Regions from separate parts of the Homo sapiens genome. Here region 2 is linked to region 1. A link is a contact called in ENCODE Hi-C data. All regions are on one chromosome and are shown on one strand. The core of a region is the stretch at or near the end of the contact, and the rest is flanking DNA. Distances in the headings are between cores, read along the strand shown. Region 1 holds the start of TIPARP (TCDD inducible poly(ADP-ribose) polymerase). Region 2 holds the start of RSRC1 (arginine and serine rich coiled-coil 1).

Evidence for each region. A loop is a pair of places that touch in the nucleus more often than their neighbours do. Pooled maps may share reads with other maps.
Region 2: a map of CD8-positive, alpha-beta T cell shows a loop between it and region 1 (9-fold over the local background). The contact joins the promoter of RSRC1 here to the promoter of TIPARP in region 1. A Hi-C loop is called at or near these places in 3 of 168 maps with a recorded cell type or tissue (CD8-positive, alpha-beta T cell and naive thymus-derived CD4-positive, alpha-beta T cell) and 11 of 50 pooled maps.

What each region holds. Positions count from the first base shown.
Region 1 is chr3:156,672,935-156,678,506 of GRCh38, reverse strand. It overlaps TIPARP (TCDD inducible poly(ADP-ribose) polymerase), which reads right to left and starts at 3,917. Exons shown (of 6, transcript NM_015508.5): 1 at 3,711-3,917; 2 at 1-850. The coding sequence starts at 809. It overlaps TIPARP-AS1 (TIPARP antisense RNA 1), which reads left to right and starts at 2,794. Exons shown (of 1, transcript NR_027954.1): 1 at 2,794-5,336. RefSeq lists silencers at 2,832-3,191, 3,562-3,631, 3,662-3,711 and an enhancer at 4,122-4,421.
Region 2 is chr3:158,107,460-158,113,031 of GRCh38, reverse strand. RSRC1 (arginine and serine rich coiled-coil 1) reads right to left here and starts at 2,943. Exons shown (of 10, transcript NM_001271838.2): 1 at 2,809-2,943. RefSeq lists enhancers at 2,370-2,419, 2,281-2,780, 2,630-2,979, 2,781-3,282.

The DNA.
Region 1 (5,572 bases), core at 2,668-5,167:
ATCTGCCAATGATATGGCAAGACAGTGTGGTGCTTCAAACAATCCCTGCCATAAATACAAGTGCCTTGCAGAAAGTCCATGCAAATTTCAATTCCGTTCTCTTGGTGAGTGTGGTACTGCAACTGGTTCACCAGCTCAAACACGAGGTCAAGGGAAGCCTCTTCACTTTTGTCCTGAAAGAGCTCAGTACTCAGCTTATCACTGGTGTCCAGAATGTATTGGATTGTAAAACTGTTTTCTTGGAAAATGCCTGGAACATAATCTATGACTTTGTCTAAGCAGTCAGGACTAGTAGGAACATCACTTGAAACTGGGTGCAAAAGATCAGTCTGGAAGTGAGCTGGTGTGGAATCTGCCACCGTCCCACTGAGGGTTTCTGATGGAAAGCTGTGATCTTGGATTGGAACCACTCGTTCTGGAGCTTCAGTGGAAGGATGGGCTTCCGGTATCTGGTCCCCAACATTTGTCCTATCAGGAATCAGAACAGACATATTATTTTCTGCTGGTGGGCATGATGAATTGATTTCCATGGCTTTCTTCATCATAGGTTCATGTAAGCTGTTCTCATCTGTACTCTGGTTCCTAGATCTAAAAACCCCATCAAGTGAGCCAGATTCTAGAAGAGTGTTTAATATTGGCCTCAAAGACCTCAGGGTTCCAGTTCCCAATCTTTTCTGATCCTTTTTCTTAAAACAAGTCTTCAATGGAGTGATCTTCTCAGAGAGTCTCATTTGGCATGAAAAGTCATCAGGAGGAGAGGGAGGCTGCACTACACAGTCTGGCTCAGGTTCGGTGGTTTCCATTTCCATAATGTGGATTAGCTCCAACTGCTCCTCAGAGTCTAAAAATCCTACGAGGAAAGGAAGGAAGATGATCATTTACAAACTGACAGCAACTGGATTTCATTCATTCATTAAAATGTTTTGTTTTTGTCCTGACTGATTCCCTGAAACCATTCCTCTTATACTATATTTAGTTTTTACAAGTCAATTTTAAATTTTATCGAGAAATTAAGGCTCCAAAGCACCCAAGGCTATTCAAAAGCACACAGCAGGTAAAAGTAGAAGAGTCTTTCAACAGGCCATTGGCATGCATTTGTGGACTGAATACATAAGAGTTTGCAATTCTGCTAGGTTAAGAATTTCTACTATAAGGTTAGAGTGGGGTGGGAAATGGGAGGTAGAAATAACTGTATCTAGATGATGACAGCAGGGAAACCACATTTCCACTCAGCTTTGCGGTTCTCTTTATAGTTGTTTATGTATCACCTATCTCATGAGTTGACAAAAAGTTTCTTTAAAAGTTCATCAAATGAAAGATAAACTTCAAACTTAAAACAGTGAGTCAATTTAAGGGTATAAGAACATACACAAGTAACAGGGGCTCTCAATTGAAATGTTCTATGGGAGAAAGCCAGGAGTCTGTTAAGCATTTCTATATTCAGAAAGCTCTAATATACTATCCAAGAATGTTAAGAGTCTACTTTTACAACCCCCAAAAACATTACCGCTTCTGATGGAATACAAGGGTGTGTTTAGTAACAGAAGCCCCATTAGCAACAACCACTGCACGATGTGTCAGAAGACAAGCACAACTTGGTAACACAGAAAAAGCCTCCTAGTTCTTGCCTTCAGAAAAGTTACATACATACATTTTTAAAGAGCAAATGAAGGCATACTATAGAAAAATAAAAAAAAAATATAAAACACACACCAAATTTCAGATTCCTAATCAACTACTGAAAGAGACGAAAAAGTCCTTTCTTCCAAGAATCAGACCCCTTGAAAAAAACTGAAATTTGAAAACATTTACTGAGATTGTGCCAGGTGAGAAAGGAATGGTGATGAGCAATTAATCCTCTTCTCTCTTGTCCAATAAACTGAAAGAGATCTGTGACGCAAGGTCCCATGACTTAATCAAATATGCATCCTAGGTGCCCAATAAAGTGCCTAGCTACCACAATGCACACAGCTGGTGTTCCATATATATTTTGTTGGCTGAATTAGTTAAGAAAAGCACATATTAAATGCTTAGTTCTTTGTTGTTTGTGGGTCAACAACAAAAGGTAAAACTGAGTGTCCCCAAAAGTGAATATTAAAAATTTAATTGGAGAGTCATAAATCTATGTGTAAGAAGTCCATCAAATTCAGAAAAGTAAAATACAAAGCAGTTTATAACGAAGTATTAAATTTACATGATAAGTACAAAAGGAAAAGGCAGAAAAAGGAGAGTTCACTGTAAGCTGGCATTGTTAGGGAAAGCTTCACGAAGAAGGAGGGATCTGACATGAGACATAAATCAACTGGAAAGGAGCCAAGCCAGGCGTTATTATTCATCATTTGGTGTTATTGCCTCAAGGCACAATTGGCACAGATTGTGGTATTCCCTCTCCACCATACCAAACCGGCCTGTGCTTTCCCCACGCGCACACTCTCTAACCACTCCTATCAAACCCAATCAAGGTAAAATAGACACTAAATCGATTTTATTTATATGTGTGTCTGCGCGTACACACGCAAGCGCGCGCGCGCAACTTTTCCTATTATTGCCCTTTCATCAAACTCGGAAACAAAACTGGGAGGAAGAAGCAGAGAACTGGAGAAGTGGCTGGAGGGGGAAAGCCACTAGAACCTAGCTCCTCAATTAGTTTTCATAACAGAAAAATAAAGATGAGAAGAACACATCCTCCGGTCTCCAGCGGCAGGCGACACACCGCGACACCCCTCACCTCGTGACGCTGGGGTTCTGCGGCACTCCCGGCCAAAAGCACTTTCCGAAAAAACTGCCGCTCCAAAGCCTGCCCGCCCGCCGCCGCGCGACACCCCGGCGCCGAGCCCGGGTCCGAGTGACGCCTCCTGTTGGCCGCGGCGGTTTGCTCAGCTCCTGGTCCCGGGCCGCGCCAACTCCGCGCAGTGCAGCTGAGGCGCCGCCCGGCTCTGCAATTCCGGGTGTTCCCGGGCGTCCCCGCCCCCGCCTTCCCCTCAGCAGGCGCCTGGGCGCCCCCCAACTCCTGTCCAGCCTCCTTCGGACCAACGACCCGCCCCGGCCTCCCTGCATCCCAGAGACTACTCGCGGCGCCTTCTCTCTCTAATTCTTCTTTACCCCCTCAGCTCACCTCCCGAGGAGCGTCCAACGGGTCTTGGGGGCTCGCAGAACTGAGCCGCGAAGCGCGGGGGAAAGGCGGCGAGCGCTTCCCGCGGCGGCGGGGAGGAAGACGAAGACTTGTGCGCTCTCAAAGTTAATGTGAAAACATCTTCCAAACTTCTGGGCTGCAGCCCGAAACGCGGGGTAGCCGGAAGGCTCCCGTAGCTGCCGTGCCCTCCCCCCCGGGGTCTGGGAAGGGCTCCTAGGCGCCTCAGAGCACCCGGGGTCGGCCCGCGGGGGAGGCCGCATAGACGCGCCCCCACCCTGACGAACGGGGAAGGGGCAGGCGCCTGCGACCCCAACTAAATCCTTCGGCGCCTCGGTCTGATGTATACACCTGCCACAGGCTCTAAGTGCCTAAGAAGTGTAAACCAATTCCATCTTCATGCTGACGGGACCCGAGTGAATTCGGTACAAAGGGCAGTCTCAAAATCAATCACCCCGATCCGCGAGAGCCCCGCACACTGCCGGCGCGGGGCCGGGGCCGGGGCCGGAGCCGCGAGGCCGGCGCTCGCACTCCCCGCTAGGGTTCTTCAGCCCCTCAGTGCCCTCCCGGAGCCCTTTACCTGAACGGGAGCCTGAGAGAACGGACGACAGGAGCCGAGTGGAAAGCAGTGCCCGCGCCGGAGATCAGCGCCGAGGGCGGGAGCCGACGTCTAGGGACCACAGAGCCGCGACGCGGCGAGCCGCGCACGGGCCATTCCGCCGCCGCGAACGCAGAAAGCCTCGACCGCGCTCCGAGTCCAGCCAGCTCGCCTGTCACCTCGATCTCTGCTTTAAGTGGCTTCCGGTCGCCTCCTCCCGACGGCCCGTCGCGGAGGCGGAGCCTGGGCGGCCGGAGTTCGGTGGGGTGGGGTGAGGAGGCCGGGCGCTCAGTGGGTGTCGGGAAGAAGACCCGCCCCCTGCGCGCGCGTGCGCGTTCGTTCGAGGGGAGGCGCGCGAGTTCTGTGCGGTGGACTTATGCTCCCGCGAGGGGGCGTGTCCTTTCTCGCGTCCGCAGTGTCCCTGAGGGTCCGCGTCTACACGCGGCTGTGAGGAAGGAAGGCGCGTGCCGCGTGGGACGGGCTCCACCTGCCTGCGGACAGATGGAGGGTCACTTTGTTCCGAGAAGACCCAGACACCCGAGGGAGGATGTGAAACGGAACGACCCGTTTCGGTGCGGTTGGCTTTGTTTATTTGCCTACTCCCCAGACGCCTCCAGCCTCTGATTCCGGCACACCCTGTGAGGAAGCAAACGGCTGCCTCCCCCACTGCCACCAGACGAGGTCGCCTGCCCCGAGCCGGACAGGCTGGACAGGCTGCGCACCTGCGGCGGCCGACTATTTCGTGGGCCTTGTACGCCACCTTGCAGAAGGGAAGCTGTGAGGTTTTGGCGATAGAAGCGCATTTACTTGTGTTTTAAAGCCCACAAACGCCGTAGTGACTAACTTATTCATTCAGCAAATGTCTGTCAGAGCGTCTATTACGTACCAGGCATGTAGCCTGAACTTCACGCCTGTCCTCATGGAGCTTGCAGAGCACCTCTGAAATACACACCACATACGGAATGGCCATATTTTCTGGGTTGTAAAATACTTTGAATTGTAACTCCATATATTGAATAGATTTTCAGTAGTGAGGGAAGAAACAATACATTTAGTTCATATAATCCATATGTACGAAAAAGAAGTGCTGGTAATTCCAGACATGGAAGTCAGTAAAACTAGGAGCTAAGAGGTAATAATCATAGACATTATGATTCTAAGCCTTTGTTAAACGGTTCTAAACCAGACTGGGTAAGCGCACCAGCAATGAATAGATTAAGGGTGTTATCTCCTTAGCAGCTTATTTCAAATTGCATCAAGGCAGGGCCATTAAACTAAGGTGAGAATGATATGGGCGGAATTCAGAGGACAATAGGTAAAAGATGAAAATCTTTACATTTAAAATCTTATTGAGACAAGATCTTGGTCAGTGTCTACTCATACATAGAATTGCCTAGAAGCTAATATTTGAGTTTACCATATTACTGTTGGCTTTCTATTTTTCTCATTTGTTCTGTTTCTTTTCTGTCCTTTTGTGCCTTCTTGTAGATTATTAATTCCACTCCCTTGTAACAATTAGGTTGTTATACATTCTTTATGCTTTTAGTAGTATTTCAGTTATTTATTGCTGTGTTCAAACCACCCCCAAAATATAATGACTTAAAACAATGGCTCTTTTATTTACTCATGATTCTGAATTCTCTGGCACAGGAATTCAGTCAGGGCATAGTACAGGTGGCTCATTTCTGCTCCATGATGTCTGGGGCTTCAATTAGCGTGGGCATACTGGGGCCTGGCTGGAATGGCTTAACTAGGGTCATAAGTCTTGGGACTTAAGGATGGAGATGGAGTTTCATGACAAAAATGAAGTGAACATGATGTGGAAAATATGGACATGGAAGCCA
Region 2 (5,572 bases), core at 1,694-4,193, 1.4 Mb before region 1:
TAAAGAAAATGTGGTACATATACATCACAGAATATTATGGAGCCACAAAAAAAGAATGAGATCATCATTTGCACGGACATGGATGGAGCTGGAAGCCATTATACTCATCAAACTAACGCAGGAAGAGAAAACCAAACACCGCATATTCTCACTCATAAGTGGGAGCTGAATATTGAGAACACATGGACCTGGGAGGGGAACAACACACAATGGGGCCTGAGGTGGGGGCATGGGGGAAGGGAGAGCATCAGGAAAAATAGATAACGCATGCTGGGCTTAATATTTAGGTGCAGTAAACCACCATGGCACATGTTTACTTATGTAATAAACCTCCACATCCTGCACATGTACCCCAGAACTTAAAATAAATCCTTCCTTAGAGAAACCAAGAAAAGTTTGAAAAACCAGTGTGACAAAACTATAAATATTTCAAGTGACACATTTACATTTCAGAAAAATTACACTGAAATATAATTAATCCCAATAAAAGAAAGCAAAAGGTCACCATATTTCTTTGTTATAGTTAACTTCAAACATTTATTCACAAAAGGGAGTGAATACTAACAGCAAATCACAAAGTAGATCCCAAAATTGTCTTCTCTATAAATGACAGGTACTGAAGTCCTACTCACCACCACAGACATAAACTTACCCCTGGATTTCCATAATATCATCAGCATGTAATTAAATATACTTGCCAATTCAAGACATGGTAATCAATTTATATTACATAGTCCTAGTAAGGAAGAATTCTTTATACTTAACTCCACCAGTAAGGTGCAATGAATGGAAAGACACATTGATAGTTCTTTCTGATAAGGGCAATGAATGATGAATGGAGCACAGGCTTTTAGAGTCCTACAAGCTGACAATTTTCAATCTATCTGTAGGTGAAAGAGACAACATGGGACAGAGCTCCTATAGCTCTTGGTTTCCTGTTCTCACTCTAGTTCTTCCTGGTTGTAGCCTCGTGGTTGCAAAACTCACCCAACAACTCCCACTACAGAACTGAAGCCATGGCATGTAATGACTACAGGAGGAGATCAATTTACAGAAATATCTTAATGTAAAGTTCACGTGCCTGATTGAAGAGGTAAAGCCAACATGTGGTCATTCAAGAAAAGAGAACTCAAAGGACTACACAAGTAGTTCCTTTGTCCAGTTATTGATAAGGGTACAAGAAGCAGTTATCTCTTTCAGAAAACAGGCAATCAGTTTGAAGAACAAAGATTTCCAAAGGACATGATAGCTTATAATTACTTCTCCACTACTCACTCAGTATATCAAACTATAATTTTCTTGATTCTGGACACATGGCCAGAAAAAGTGAAAACAATGGTTATTTCAATGGGAAATCCACCTCAAAGAAGAAAAGTAAAACTGGGGTGAAAACTAACATATTAAGAAATCCATAAACAAGTACACAACTCTTTATCTCAAAAGAGATAAAGAATTCTGTCAAAACACTTCTCCCATCACAATTAAAAACTTGCAAGCATCTCTCTTTTTAAAAAAGCATGATCAATCATAGGAATTTATCCCCAATGGTTTGAACATGAAAGCAGGAAATACAACTATAGATCTACTATAAACAACCCGCTTTCAGAACTTTTCCAATTCATAACACCCCTCTTTGTGAGACTGGTTGAGTTGGCAAGGCCAATTAACAGAAGGTGCCAGCTGTTTTTGTCGTTTCAGATTCTGACATTTTTAGCCCTCTTATTGAAAAACATAAAGTGTTATATCACTTAGCATGAAATCTTTGCCTGCAAAGAAAGTGAATATTTATAAACTCTAAGACTAGAGAGGCTCTTAAAGGATACCTAGTTTCCCCCAAGGTTGCAACTGTCACACCTGCTCCAAATCTTAAACCTGGGAACTCTGCTTACCTCCTTCACTTAGAACTTTTATAATACATCTAAGTTCAAAGATGACAACTCGAATGCTTTCTTGTGACAACATAAGACATTTGAATTTATTTATCTACTACCTAGTTAGCTGGAACACAATTGGGTTACTGCTAATTCTGAAAGTGTAAAAAAATATTTTTTTGTTTAGGTTTCCAGTGTGCATTTAAAGATACACAACCTCTGAGAGAGAAATTACGTCAAGGTTAACCTAAAATCAAGAGCAGGCAACATGCCTTACGGTGCATTGTAACATCTTGCAAAAGTAAACAGAGCCATATGCTCTTGGTCACATGCCACCAGTACAGAAGTCAAAGGAATATATAGTGTGTTTAAGGCGAGCATATTTATATTTCAAGAGAGGAACATCTATTTCACCCTGCACCACTTCTCTCAGCAAGCCAGTGTGAGCCAGAAAGGGTAGGGCGGAATCAGAAAGAGAGCTGGATCTAAGGCAGGGACAGTGGAGTGGATGGGATAGAGGGCACCAGAATCCAGCCTCCCTCTTGCTCCACCCTACCTAGAGCTAGTGAGGAAGCGCCAGGCTTATATTGCAAGATGAGCCAGGAAACCCAAAAGCAGCTATGAAGAACCAGGAACGTGGGGCGAGGGGAGGAGTCGGCGAACTCTCCGACATGTCCTCAAGACAGAAGGCCAAGCTTGAGGCCTGCGGCCACCCACCCACCCTACAGCCACCAGCCTTGACCCAAGGAGTCCGGAGCCTCCCAGGTGCGGGACGCATGCGCACGGTGACACTGCGCACGCCCCGAGGCCGCAGCCCACCCTCCACAGACACTGAGCCGCAAACTGCGCCAGGCCCCGCGTCGCCTCTCGCCGGATCAGGGCCTCGGAGCTCCGCAGCCACGGCTGCCGCTCCCCAGGCCCTGGTCGTGGGCATCACCTGGGTCCAGACCTTTGGGCTCACACCTCCCGTTGACGTGCAAGCGCCGCAGTCCCTGAGTCGTTTCTTTAGATCAGGGCGCCGCCGGCGTCCACCGAACTTGCTTCAGTTTAAGCTCAGCGCCTTCCTGGTTCTAGCGCCAGGCAGCTTCAGCCGAGATATCGAGTGCATCGATGGACGCTGCCAGGCGCTGGGAATGCCGAGGGAGTAGATTGTAACGCGGCCGATTTTTTGTTTGGCGTTTGTTTTGCGTGCCTGTTTATTTTGATTTTATTGTTACCAAAAGCAATAAAGGTGGGACTGGAGAGTGTTATTGTCTTAGTAGTCGTCGTTATCGTCATGGGTAATCAGTAAACAAATCTGCATCGTAGGAAGTTTTGTTTATGACACCTACCCGAAACAAAATTGGTTATCTCACGCTGGGGGAGGGGGAAACTCGCCCAACGATAATAAATCATGGGAGTGTGTCTGTATAGAGTCGTGTGTGATTAAATTGTAATGATTTATTTGCAAAAATGCATTAAAAGTCGGTGTTTCTTCTGCCCTGAAGGTGAAGGCACTCACAAGTTGAGTGCAAATTAGTTTCTCAGATTAAAGTAACTGGTTAGTAGAGGAATAGGAGAGAGCTGCCTGAGGCGAGGCGGGGAGCGGTTTCTTCTGAAAGAGAACTCAAATTTATAGGTGTGTGGAGTTTTTTTATTTAAACCAATAGAAATTAAAGAGACTCAGCATTTTCTGTAATTCATACTACATTACTTATTTTTCCTTACATGGAAATTTTTTCCTCATTTACTCTTAAGCAAAGCTAAAAAGATAAATAAATTGTTGGCCTGGGTTTTGGTCGACTATGAGAATCAACTCATTCACCACTGCTAGATAACCAAGCTACAGTTTTCCGCAGACATTTGAGATGGTGAAAAATCACCTCCACAATATATTTTTCGTAAATAATGTACCTTAACTAGCCAGTTTTGAGGCACCGTTTTAAAACTTAACTACTACAACACTACGTGTATATTTTAAATAATTCAAGAGCTGGGGAAACCCTTGGGGTCCTGAATTTTATTGGAACCTGTGCATCTGTCCACAGACTGTCAGCTGAGCTTTACCATAAATGCTTTTTTTTTTTTTTAAACAAAAACTGTATTTTGAAATGCCCTGTTTCTGGAAGATATTTGCTGTTTAATGAAACAACATCATTGGAACTTTGTGAGCATTTATTAATGTATGAATTTAAAACCTTGAAATATTTTTTAAAGTAACTTCCCTTAGGCCAGTGGAAATCTGTGGTCAGACACTAAAGATTTCTCATGGCTCCATCTGTTATCAACACTACTATTCCTAAATATGCAATGAGCCAAAAAGCTGAGATCATGGGAAAATTTATTGGTTTGAATTACACAATAGTTGTGTCTGTGACTTCCCTGATTACCTTCAAAGTGGTCATCTTTCCCTCAAGCTCAGTAGATGAAATATGACTTCAAACCTAAAAGTCATGTACTTAAAAAGGCAAACAAGTAGCTGGTGGGTCTCCTGATTCCTTAACCGACTTCTAACAGTGGTTATTTTTGAGTTATTTGTGAATATGTATTTAACACCTCAGTTTGAGAGCACCTTGAGCACCGTATCCTCTTAGCTCTCCCTATTACTGGCCCTTCTGCTAAATAATCTTAAAAACAGATTTTCATAAAGGACTAAAGTTGTATGATTATTTTCCTCTGATAATATCAGAAAGTAGTTACAAAGAGTAACCCAAGACTCAATGTGAAATTGTTTCTAAATTCGTATAACTTTGAAACTTTGTCCCTTTTGTGGTGTAACAAAACAAAAGCAAGTACTGATAACAATGTATTCATACCTAAAAGCTATAGCTGCGGAAAAATTATAGACATTAGCTCTCCTAAAAGTGGCAAAAAATGAAATGTTTTAAAAAGGGAAAACAACGTTTCTAAAAAGCATGATATACATAATCCTTAAACTCACCAAACATGAACATTTTAATGTGAGTATTGTAGTATAACATAAGGTTATATCCAGCTTCTATCTACATCTATTTGAGAAACACTAATATATTAAGTTATAATTGTGTTCTCTTTTTGCAAGTGTTTCAGGTTGTTTTGACGGAACTTCTTAAATTATCTGCTAATTTGTTTTGATGCCTTAACCAATATACGGAAGATATACATATTAATGTTCTGTAATTCCTCTTATTTTTACTAAGAGTATTAGATCCAAAATAATGATCAAGTTACCTTTAACTTCCAGAAAGTCTGCATTAATATTCAGAGTACTTGAAAATGTCCCCTAAGCCACACTTAGAGGTATATTTGTTTACACACTTAAATATAACATCATATGTAAATATTCTTTTGTGAGTATGTATTTGCATAGCCACACTTCTCACAGCAAGCCCTGTCCGGCACAATACAGACAAATGACTCAGGAATATAGATGTTCCTCTAACGTAACAAACCGTTCCGATGAAAATAGCCCAGAAATAGAATTTTAAATCGTAAGCGGGGTGGTGGGGGGGGTAGGCAGAGAGACCTTTACTCCTGGCGAGCGTCTCTTTTTTAGCTCTCCGTAATAAATGAAATTAGAGGGGGTACAAACTTAACGTCGATTTTTTTTTCAGACTCGAAGAGGGATAATCTCTTGTTTTTCAAATTAGTAAATAAACTCGGATGTTTCCCAAGATGCTAAAGAAGAAGTCCTGTAATTCACCATAGAGGGGTCCGAGTGCAGAGAGTAAGGGAGAAGGGTG